Linked DNA regions of Homo sapiens: region 1 is linked to region 2. A link is an interaction called in ENCODE POLR2A ChIA-PET data of the cell type or tissue named here. Cell type or tissue: OCI-LY7. All regions are shown on one strand. Each heading gives the region's core, and the rest is flanking DNA. Links, peaks and the distances in the headings are about the cores only.

Region 1 (5,373 bases), core at 226-5,225, 73 kb after region 2:
TTTGGGAGGCTGTGGCAGGTGGATCACCTGAGGTCAAGAGTTCGAGACCAGCCTGCCCAACATGGTGAAACCTTGTCTCTACTAAAAATACAAAAAAATAAGCCAGAAGTGGTGGTGGGCGCCTATAATCCCAGCAACTCTGGAAGCTGAGGCAGAAGAATCACTTGAACCTGGGAGACAAAGGTTGTAGTGAGCCAAGGTTGAGCCATTGCACTCCAGCCTGGGGACAACAGCGAAACTCCGTCTCAAAAAAACAAAACAAAAAATACTAATCTTTATCAATACCCATCTCAAAGACCTACTTCTAAAAGACTATCTGCTGTAAAGGTAATCTGTTACTCAGAGTAATCAGAATGTATACTACTTTGCAAGGTTCAGAAATATTCCTCTTAAATACTTAGAGGAGTTCATAAATATCGATGCCCAGCCCACTCTGAAAAAATAACGCATTTTGAACCAACTTGATAATAAGTGTCTGTACTTGTCAAATAAAGAAGTACCCCAAAAAAGGGAGGCCAGCAAACACTACTGAGTAAGTATGTCAAAACCTTTCCAAGATATAACTATGTTCTTGAACAGATTCAGCAACATAAAGATGTCAACTACAACCCCTGAAGTTCATTTACAAATTTCATAAAATTTCAACTTTAAAAAGTTGATTTCAAATTTCTTTTAGAGGAGCAAATAAACAGGAAAACTCTGAAAAAGAGCAACAGAGTGGAGGCAGGGGTGTTCCTCCAGATCAAAATATATCATAAGCCTCTATAATTAAGTGTTATATTGGCATATATAGGGGAAGACCAGTGGAACAGAAATTCCAGTTGAGGCTGGGTGCAGTGGCTCACACCCGTAATTCCAGCACTTTGGGAGGCCAAGGGGTGGACTGCTTGAGCTCAGGAGAGTTCCTGTTTCATTGCTGTTTTAATTTGCAATTCCTTAAGGACCTCAAATCCTTAAAGATTTGAGCATCTTTTCATATGCTTACATGCCATCTGTATATCTTTTTTGGTGAGTTGTCTGTTCTGATCTTTTCCCTACCTTTTGATTGAGTTGTTCATTTTAAGTTTTAAAAATATATTTTGGGCCGGGCACGGTGGCTCACGCCTGTAATCCCAGCACTTTGAGAGGCCGAGGTAGGCGGATCACCTCAGGTCAGGAATTCAAGACCAGCCTGGCCAGCATGGCAAAACCCCATCTCTACTAAAAATACAAAAATTAGCCGGGTGTGGTGGCACACACCTGTAATCCCAGCTACTCGGGAGGCTGAGGCAGGAGAATTGCTTGAACCCAGGAGGTGGAGGTTGCAGTGAGCTGAGATCACACCACTGCACTGCAGCCTGGGCAACAAGAGCAAAACTCTGTCTCAATCAAACAAACCCAGTCAGTCTTCATGACTACTTACCTATGCTATGCAGAGTTAAGTATAATATAATCATATCTCTATAAGACAAAGACAGAAGTTCTCTTACCCAATGAGAATGAGACCCATAACTAATCAATTAACTGAAGTCAAAGTAATAAAAATATTCATTTTAACATTTTACATGTTTTCATTTTTACATAAATGAATATTTATGTAAATATTTCATTTTAACATAAAGTACTCACATGAACATAAGTTTCTGATAAAAGCCTATCGTTTTCTTTAGGGAATGAATCCACTAGCACTCCTTGGAACTTCTTTAGTTTTTATTTTTAGTTTTTTGAGAGGGAGTCTCACTCTGTCACCCAGGCTGGAGTGCACTAGTGCGACCTTGGCTCACTGCAACCTCTGCCTCCCAGGTTCAAGCAATTCTCCTGCCTCAGCCTCCTGAGTAGCTAGGATTACAGGCACCCGCCACCAAATCTGGCTAATTTTTGTATTTTAGTAGAGATGGGGTTTCACCATGTTGGCCAGGCTGGTCTCAAACTCCTGGCCTCAGGTGATCTGCCCACCTCAGCCTCCCAAAGTGCTGGGATTACAGGCGTGCACCACTGTGCCTGGCTATTTTTTACTTTTTTTTTTGAGACAGGGTCTCACTCTGTCACCCAGGCTGGAGTGCAGTGGTGCAATCACAGCCCACTGCAGCCTTCACCTCCTAGGCTAAGGTGATGCTCCCACCTCAGTCTCCCAAGTAGCTGGGATCACAGGCCCACAGGCATGCGCCACTACGACCAGCTAATTTTTTTGTTGTAGTTTTAGTAGAGATGAGGTTTCACCATGTTGCCCAGGCTGGGATCTTTTTAGCATAACCCATACTGATTTGATTTCCTTAAGTGTAGTGCAACCTTAAACACTTGCCAAGCAGTAAGTGTACAATGTTGTATCTCAATGATTTCTCCCTAAGTCATTTACAGTTAACTTGCCCACACCTAACTAAACAACAATTTTTTTTTTTAGCAATTTCCCCAGACAGAGCCTGTTTAAAGCTTTTAATTTAGTTTTCGTATCGATGAAAACTCTTTTTGCACTGGTATTTTACAGGTTTATGTAGTGTTTAATTAAACACATGTGACAAACATAACCAGCACACACTAGTTTGGGAGCAAATATAACTGCCTCTTGTCAGGAATACAACTTGACTGGTGAGACACTTGAGTGCATTACAGAGTAGAGTTTGCAGAAATGCTTGAACATATTACAGAATAGAGTTTAGGAAAAGGAGGATATCTGCTCCAATTAATCAGTCAAGTGAAGGTTAAGGTTAAGAGAGCTTCCACATTAAGCTGTGTATGCAGAAGACAAAAATACACAAAGATAAACAACAAACCTGGAATTAGAATGGGGAAATAAAATAAGATTTGATTACTTTTTAAAATACAATTGTATGTTGCTAACTTCCAACAAGCATGTATTATTAGATTTTTTTTTTTTTTTTTTTTTTTTTTTTTTTTTTCAGACAGAATCTGGCTCTGTTGCCCAGGTTAGAGTGCAGTGGCACGATCTTGGCTCACTGGTACCTCCACCTCCTGAGTTCAAGTGATTCCCATGCCTCAGCCTCCTGAGTAGCTGGGATTACAGGCCTGTGCCACCACACTGGGCTAACTTTTTTTGTATTTTTATTTTTATTTATTTATTTTGAGACGGAGTCGCACTCTGTTGCCCAGGCTTGGAGTGCAGTGGCACGATCTCGGCTCACTGCAACCTCCGCCTCCAGAATTCAAGTGATTCTCCTGCCTTACCCTCCCGAGTAGCTGGGATTACAGGTGCATGCCACTATGTCTGGCTAATTTTTATATTTTCAGTAGATACGGGGTTTCACCATGTTTGTCAGGCTGGTCTCGAACTCCTGGCCTCAAGTGATCTGCCTGCCTCGGCCTCCCAAAGTGCTGAGATTATGGCACCCAGCCTACTAGATTTTTTAAAGTAAAAAATAAAAAGAATGTTGTGAACTAGATAATAGTATCTCCAATTTTTTTTTTTTTAGAGTCTCGCTCTTGCCCAGGCTGGAGTGCAGTGGTGCGGTCTCGGATCACTGCAACCTTCGCCTCCTGGGTTCAAGCAATTCTCCTGCCTTAGCCTTCCGAGTAGCTGGGATTATGGGCACCTGACACGACGCCCAGCTAATTTTTTTGTATTTTTAGTAGAGACGGGGTTTCACCATGTTGTCTAGGCTGGTCTTGAACTCCTGACCTCGTGATCTGCCAGCCTCGGCCTCCCAAAGTGCTTGGATTACAGGTGTGAGCCACTGCGCCCGGCCAGTATCTCCATTTTATAGAAAATGAAAGAGGTTCAAAGAAGTGAGAACCTGTTCAAGATCACAGAACTCACCATAAGCTGTTGAAAAGTTAAGTCATGTTTGCCTGGATTTTCAAAGCTCTTGTTTTCTCAACAGTGCCAAATTCTCTGGCAAAAAACCCTCAAATGGACCACTGTATGTTCTGTTTTAAATACATGAACAAAAAGCACCATGTGTTTTTTTTTCCTTTAGGTAATATAGTCAGGTGAAGCCAAAAGAAAGATTTTCAAAATGACTTATAAATTTGATTCTACAGCCCAGCGTTCAGGCTATCATTTAAAAGGATGAGGGTCATAAATTTCTTCCTCCTGTGCAAGCAGAAAAGGGATCATTTCTTCCTCTGCTGGCCTGCATAACTCCTTTAATTCCCCCTTCTCTCTGTCCATGTCATCCTTCTCCAGTTGTTCAAACAGCAACCTAGAGGCAGTAAACCAAGACACTAGGAGAGTCTGCTATATTTGGAAATTTGGGAAAATGAACGCCAATAAAAGTAACCTTCCACATACCTGCATTAGCTCTCCTTAAAACCTATGTCCTTATTCTTTCCCATCTGAAATAGCTGAAAACAATTGTCTGCAATAGTTATTCATATTCAACTGGTTCCAAAATAAACAGAAGTGGAGAACTGTAGAAAAATCCTGGAAGATATCAAATGGGCTGAGAAACATGATATGAAATAAAATGCCTTGGGGAGTTCTAACCAAATAACATCATAAAAAAATTGAAATACAGGAAACCTGAGATTTCCAAAATATTTTACTTTTACTGATTTCAATATACCAAATGAAGAAACATATTGAGAACCAACTCCTAGCAGTGTCATCCTGTTCTGTACTGACCCCTGTGGAGATTCCAAACACATACTCCATACTGCTAATGAAGCAAACCTGAAACCTAGTGTCACTCCCTAGTTGAAAAATCCTTTGATGGCTCCCCTCATCTACAGATTAAAGTTTAAACATTGTGAACAGCTTTGAAAGGCCTCCAAAATCTGGCTTTAATTTACCTTTCTAGTCTTATTGTCCACTTTCAATACTCTTCAGTTCATCACCACAGACACTTCACTTTCCCATCTCCCTACCTTGTGCAAGCTATTTCTTTAGCTTTGAATATTCTGCCCAACACATGTTGAAACTCTATTCCTCTTCCAAAGTAGCAAGGTATATTAGTAAGAACTCAGCCATCAAGTCCAGATCTAGACCCACTAGAATTCCACTACCTAGTAGCTTAATCACCTTGAGTAAATACATCAATAGATCTGCTTCATTATGCATACCACCTATGGTACTTTGTAAACTGCTGTAAGGATTAAACATAATAGTTATACATTAACACCATGCCTAAGGCATAGTAGATACTTAATAAATGTTACCTGCTGGCCAGGTCCGGTGGCTCACGCCTGTAATCCGAGCACTTTGGGAGGCCGAGGCAGGTGGATCACCTGAGGTCAGGAGTTCGAGACCAGCCTGGCCAACACGGGGAAACCTTGTCTGTACTAAAAATACAAAAATTAGCCAGGCATGGTGGCAGGCACTTGTAATCCCAGCTACTCAGGAGGCTGAGGCAAGAGAATAGCTTAAACCTGGGAGGCAGAGGCTGCAGTGAGCCGAGATCGCACCACTGCACCCCAGCCAGGGCAACAGAGCAAGCCTCC
Region 2 (5,324 bases), core at 325-5,324:
TGGTGAGTCGGCATGGGTCCGATGCTGGAGGGAGATGGCGTGGGGGGAGGCAGGGTGAGGACAGCCTCGTCTCACTGACTTGCTGACCCGGCGCTGGTTCTTCCAGCCCCTCCAGCGGCTCGACAACGACGTGGACCTGCGTGGGGACCAGCCCTCCCTGGGCAGCTTCACCTACTCCACCTCTGCGCCTGGCCCAGCCCTTTCCCCGTCGGTGCCCCTGCACTACCTGCCCCACGATCCGCTGCACCAGGAGCTGTCCTTTGGTGTGGTGAGTGCCACCCCGACCCCCACCTGGGCTCCAGGGCAGCTGGGAGGCAGACCCGCTGGGCCGACCTGCATCTGGGCTCCCAGGCAGCTGGGAGGCAGGCCCACCGGGCTGACTTGCACGTGGGCTCCGGGGCGGCTGGGAGGCAGGCCTGCTGGGCTGACTTGCACCTGGGCTCCGGGGCGGCTGGGAGGCAGGCCCACCGGGCTGACTTGCACGTGGGCTCCGGGGCGGCTGGGAGGCAGGCCCACCGGGCTGACTTGCACCTGGGCTCCGGGGCGGCTGGGAGGCAGGCCCACCGGGCTGACTTGCACCTGGGCTCCGGGGCGGCTGGGAGGCAGGCCTGCTGGGCTGACCTGCACCTGGCCCCTCTTGCAGCCATATTCTCACATGATGCCACGGAGACTGAGCACCCAGAGATACCGCCTGCAGCAGCCACTGCCCCCGCCGCCCCCACCCCCACCCCCACCACCCTACTACCCCAGCTTCCTGCCCTACTTCCTGTAAGTATCCGCACATCCGCCCCAGGTCCCTGATGCCCTGTTCTCCTGGAACCTCCAGTGGTTAGACCTAAACACAGCTCCAGGGGCCCCAGGGCCTCTGAAGCCACCTGGCGTTCCCCCCTTAACCTGACAGGCACGCCAGCTGGGCTCCCTTCCCCGCTGCAACGTTCTGGGCTCTGTTTGCAAGGAGGGAGTCAGGAGAGCGGCTCTGTGTGCCCCACTCCTGACCTTGACCCTGGGCCCCCACACTTGTCTCTCTCTAGCTCGATGCTGCCAATGTCACCAACAGCAATGGGGCCCACCATCAGCCTGGACCTGGACGTGGATGATGTGGAGATGGAGAACTATGAGGTCCCATGGAGCCCCATGCTGGGAGGTGGGGTTTGGGAGACCTGCAGCCCTGGGCGCCGCTGACCCCGTCTCCTGCCCGCATGCAGGCCCTCCTGAACCTGGCCGAGCGGCTGGGAGATGCCAAGCCCCGGGGTCTCACCAAAGCAGACATAGAGCAGCTCCCGTCGTACCGCTTTAACCCGGACAGCCATCAGTCGGAGCAGACGCTGTGAGTACCCTGCCCCACCTCCCACCCCTCTGAACACAGCTGGCTGCCGTGGGACGCCCCTCTCAGGGGAGTCACACTCCACTGAGCCTTCCCATGGCCCTCAGCGTGGAGGTGACGCTCCGCGCCCCTCCACAGGTGTGTGGTCTGCTTCAGTGACTTCGAGGCGCGGCAGCTGCTCCGAGTCCTCCCCTGCAACCATGAGTTCCACACCAAGTGTGTTGACAAGTGGTTGAAGGTAACACTGCCCAGGTCTGCTCCTGGGTATTCCTCATGCAGTGACGGGGGGATGGGCTGGCCTGGGCTGTTTCCCTCCTTGTCCTTGTCATCATCTCGGAAGTTCTGGCTCCAGCGGACCAAGTCCCCCCAGGTGGCTGCACAGATGTGGTGGGTTGGGGCTGGTGAGAGCAACGCCTGACGTGCATGTTCCCACAGGCCAACCGGACGTGTCCCATCTGCCGGGCCGACGCCTCCGAGGTGCCCAGGGAGGCTGAGTGAGGCCACGCAGCCGCCTGCCCGGGAGAACCCTGCCTGAAGCTCTGGAAACTTGTGGGTGGGGCCCAGGGAGGATGGGGAGGGAGTGGCCCAGGCCTGCCCCTTCGCTCCTGCCTGCATTTCCAGAGCTGGTGCCAGGGTCAGCCCAGCGAGGAGTCCCTGCAATAAGCCCCTGCATTTGCCAAGCTCCAAAGACTCCCTCCCTAGTCTGCCTGCCTGCCCGCCCGCCACGGAGCTGCCTGAGTGTCCCTGATCGGGTCTCCCTCCTGTGCACCCTCAGGTCCCTCCTTTTCCTGCTGGCACTGAGTGCCAGGGGTCCGCTCCCTCAGTGGGGCCGGTGGAGATCCTTGGCCCCAGGATGGGCAGACAGAGCACCATCCTGGGTCAGAAGGTCTCATGCTCTGAAATGGCGTGCCCTCTGCCCAGGTGGCACTGCCAGGTGCGTAGACAGACGGTGTCACGAGCCATTTCCTGAGCCCCAGGGCTGAATCCCCCCTCCTTGACCCCGAACAGTGAACTCAGGCAGCTGGCTCTGTGTTGGCTGCTGTGAGGGCTGAGTCTGGTTCCCTAGGGGACCCTCATCCCAGGAACAACATTCCAGCCCCACCCTCAGGCTGGAGGGCGTCCCAGCCTAATCCCGAGCTGGGGCACACGTATCCTGAGGGGCTTGGGCCATACGGGGAGAGGGAGCCCTGTGTTCCCGGTGGTTGTCCCTCCCAGGGATGCAGCCAGACCCGTGCCCAATCTCCTCTCCCTCTGTTGTTTTGCATGAACGTGAGGAGCAGCAGTTTTTGTTCATTCATTTGGCCCAAAATCACGTGTAGGATTTGGGGATGTGGATATTTAAGACAATTTCTTTTTTCTTTTGGTTTAATAGGGGCGGGTATAGGGACCAACTGGGACCGAGTGCCCAGGGGGCCGAGCACGGTCATGCTGGCCGGCCTGCATGCATGCGTGTGCCGGGCTGGGCTGGGCGGCCGGCGGTCGTGGGGCAGGGTTGGGGGTCTGTGCTCAGCTGATAACTGCCATGCACTGTACTGCACACGTCCCTAGAGCCTACCGGGACCCGACGCTTTTCAGGGCATTTCTCCCTCCAGCCAGGGCCCAACTCCCACCTGCCTGGGCGAATCTCCTCCAAGGAAGTCCCAGGAGGATGGGGACCAGGAAGGCTGTGGACCCCCATCTCCAGGGGGCCTTCCCAGCCTGATCCCTGTCCTCCAAGTTCTGGAGGAGGCCGCTGTAGGGTCTGGCTGAGCTTCCCACCCACTTTCCCTGGTCCCAATCCTTTCTTGTCCTATACCCAGCTGGGGTTGCTGCCCTGAACGAACTGCGTGTGGGGCCGGCACATCCTAGCAGGCAGCCCCTGGCGCCTGCTGCCTCAGGGATGCTCCAACCACCCTCGTTCTCCTCGCAGTGGCCCTGGCTCCCACCTCCCGCCCCAGCCTGCCGTGGGGCCCGTCAGCCTGGTCCCACCCCCATGGAGAACCCAAAGTCTTACTGTATATAACTCCAGGTGACGTTTCTATATTTATAGCAGTGTTGAAAACCCACGTGTTTTACACAGAACCACCCTCTCCAACCCCTCCCTTCCCGACCCCAACAAAACGTTTTCAAACCCCTTACAGTTCCTGGGGCAGGCGGAAACAGGCTCACAGATTGTGTGTCGGCTGCAGCAGTGATTCCAACAAGCAGCTATTGGGGGGGAAACACAGCATTTAAAAAGATCATCATTAAAAAACAAGATTTATACAACAATTACTTAGGATGTTTGTGATCTGCCGACCTTGCTATAGATGCCATGTTACCAATGATTTCCTGTGGTGGGGGCTTGCCATTGTTTACTCTCTTATTTACCAACTTCTGGCCTAGGCATGACAGTGGGCACCTTCCCCCAGCCCTGGCTGGGCCCAGCGCCTGTGTTCTGTGTTAGAAAGGTTTTATATATATATAAAATTACATATATATGTAGAAATATATGTAATTTTGGGGGCCCTGTTCCTTGCACATTTTACAGTTACCTCATTTTTCCCATGTATGTATTTGAGAAAATGCTAATATATAGAGAAAAAAATGGTTCTTAAAGCTTAAATGTGTGGTTTTTTCCATTCCATGGGATTCACATTGGTTTGTAGCATTTAACATAACTAGTATGTTGTATTATATATATGTGTATACTGATTGAAATTTTTAACAGATTTGTACTTTTTTTAAAATGAAAGTTGCTAGTTCTGCTTGACCAAGTAGTGCAATCATTATTTTTTTTAATATTGTTGCTGATTTCAGAGGGATATTCACTAATAAATGTATGATGTATACCAACGACCGCCCACGCTGCCTTTGGCTGCCCGTGTCTTTTTGGTGGGAGGTGGGATGGGGATGAGGCTTAACACCTGTAATCCCAGCACTTTGGGAGGCCGAGGCTGGTGGATCACTTAAGGTGAGGTGTTCGATACCAGCCTGCCCAACATGGTGAAACCCCTTCTCTACTAAAAACACAGAAAAATTAGGCCGGGCGTAGTGGCTCATGCATGTAATCCCAGCCGGTGGCTCATGCCTGTAATCCCAGCACTTTGGGAGGCTGAGGTGGGCGGATCATGAGGTCAGGAGATTGAGACCGTTCTGGCTAACACGGTGAAACCTTGTCTCTACTAAAAATACAAAAAAAAATTAGCCGGGCGTGGTGGCGGGCACCTGTAGTCCCAGCTACTCGGGAGGTTGAGGCAGGAGAATGGCGTGAACCTGGGAGGCGGAGCTTGCAGTGAGCCAAGATCGTGCCGCTGCACTCCAGCCTGGGTGACAGAGCAAGACTCCGTCTAAAAAAAAAAAAATTAGCCAGGTATGGTGGCACAAGCCTGTAGTCCCAGCTACTCGGGAGGCTGAGGTAGGAGAATTGCTTGAATCCAGGAGGTGGAGGTTGCAGTGAGCCAAGATTGCACCACTGCACTCCAGCCTAGGTGACAGCGGACTGTGTCTCAAAAAATAAAAATGAATCTCAAGGTAGGTTCTTCTGTCCTGACTGGATCAGGGGGCTCAGGCCTGTCATGAGGAAATAAGGTCTCCCTCATTTCACAACTTGTTTTGTTTTTCCAATAGGAACAAGTCTCACTATGCTGCCCAGGCTGGTCTCGAACTCTTGGGCTCAAGCAGTCCTCCCACCTTGGCCTCCCAAAGTGCTGGGATTGCAGGTGTGAGCCACCGCGTCCAGCCTGCAACCTTGCTTTTCTCTGCGCGGCAGCGCTTGGTAGCCCTTGCTCAGTCTCCTCTAATTTAGCATCACCTGAGGCGTGTGCCACCATGGCCTGCTAAGTTTTTGTATTTTTTTGTAGAGACGGGGTCTCATGTTGTTTCCCAGGCTAGTCTTGAACTCCTGAACTTAAGTGATCTGCCTGCCTCAGCCTTCCAAAGTGCTGGGATTACCTGCGTGAGCCACCGCGCCCAGCTTAAAACACAATGATAACATTTCTAATGGCTCAAAGAAAAATGAAATACTTAGGACTAAATCTAA

The links. Peaks named below come from ENCODE experiments on the same cell type or tissue, not always from the same donor. Only the 100,000 strongest peaks of a DNase experiment are listed, where the experiment ranks them.
Region 1: POLR2A ChIA-PET joins it to region 2 with 22 read pairs; 30 of 35 experiments call an interaction of 5 or more read pairs at or near these places.

Annotation. Positions count from the first base shown.
Region 1 is chr5:176,452,081-176,457,453 of GRCh38, reverse strand. All of the region lies in intron 1 of FAF2 (Fas associated factor family member 2), which reads right to left. It overlaps LOC124901142 (a long non-coding RNA gene), which reads right to left and starts at 5,139. Exons shown (of 2, transcript XR_007059070.1): 1 at 4,226-5,139; 2 at 2,457-4,136. In OCI-LY7, for the core only: no CTCF peak of the experiment used is centred there; no DNase peak of the experiment used is centred there.
Region 2 is chr5:176,525,526-176,530,849 of GRCh38, reverse strand. It overlaps RNF44 (ring finger protein 44), which reads left to right. Exons shown (of 11, transcript NM_014901.5): 5 at 1-2; 6 at 107-268; 7 at 644-768; 8 at 1,032-1,119; 9 at 1,206-1,327; 10 at 1,463-1,562; 11 at 1,760-4,138. The coding sequence ends at 1,822. Among named protein-coding and RNA genes, the nearest start is that of RNF44, 9.2 kb to the left of the region's middle. In OCI-LY7, for the core only: no CTCF peak of the experiment used is centred there; DNase peaks (open chromatin) are centred at 829, 1,449, 2,269 and 3,379; H3K4me3 peaks cover 3,005 bases; H3K27ac peaks cover 3,909 bases.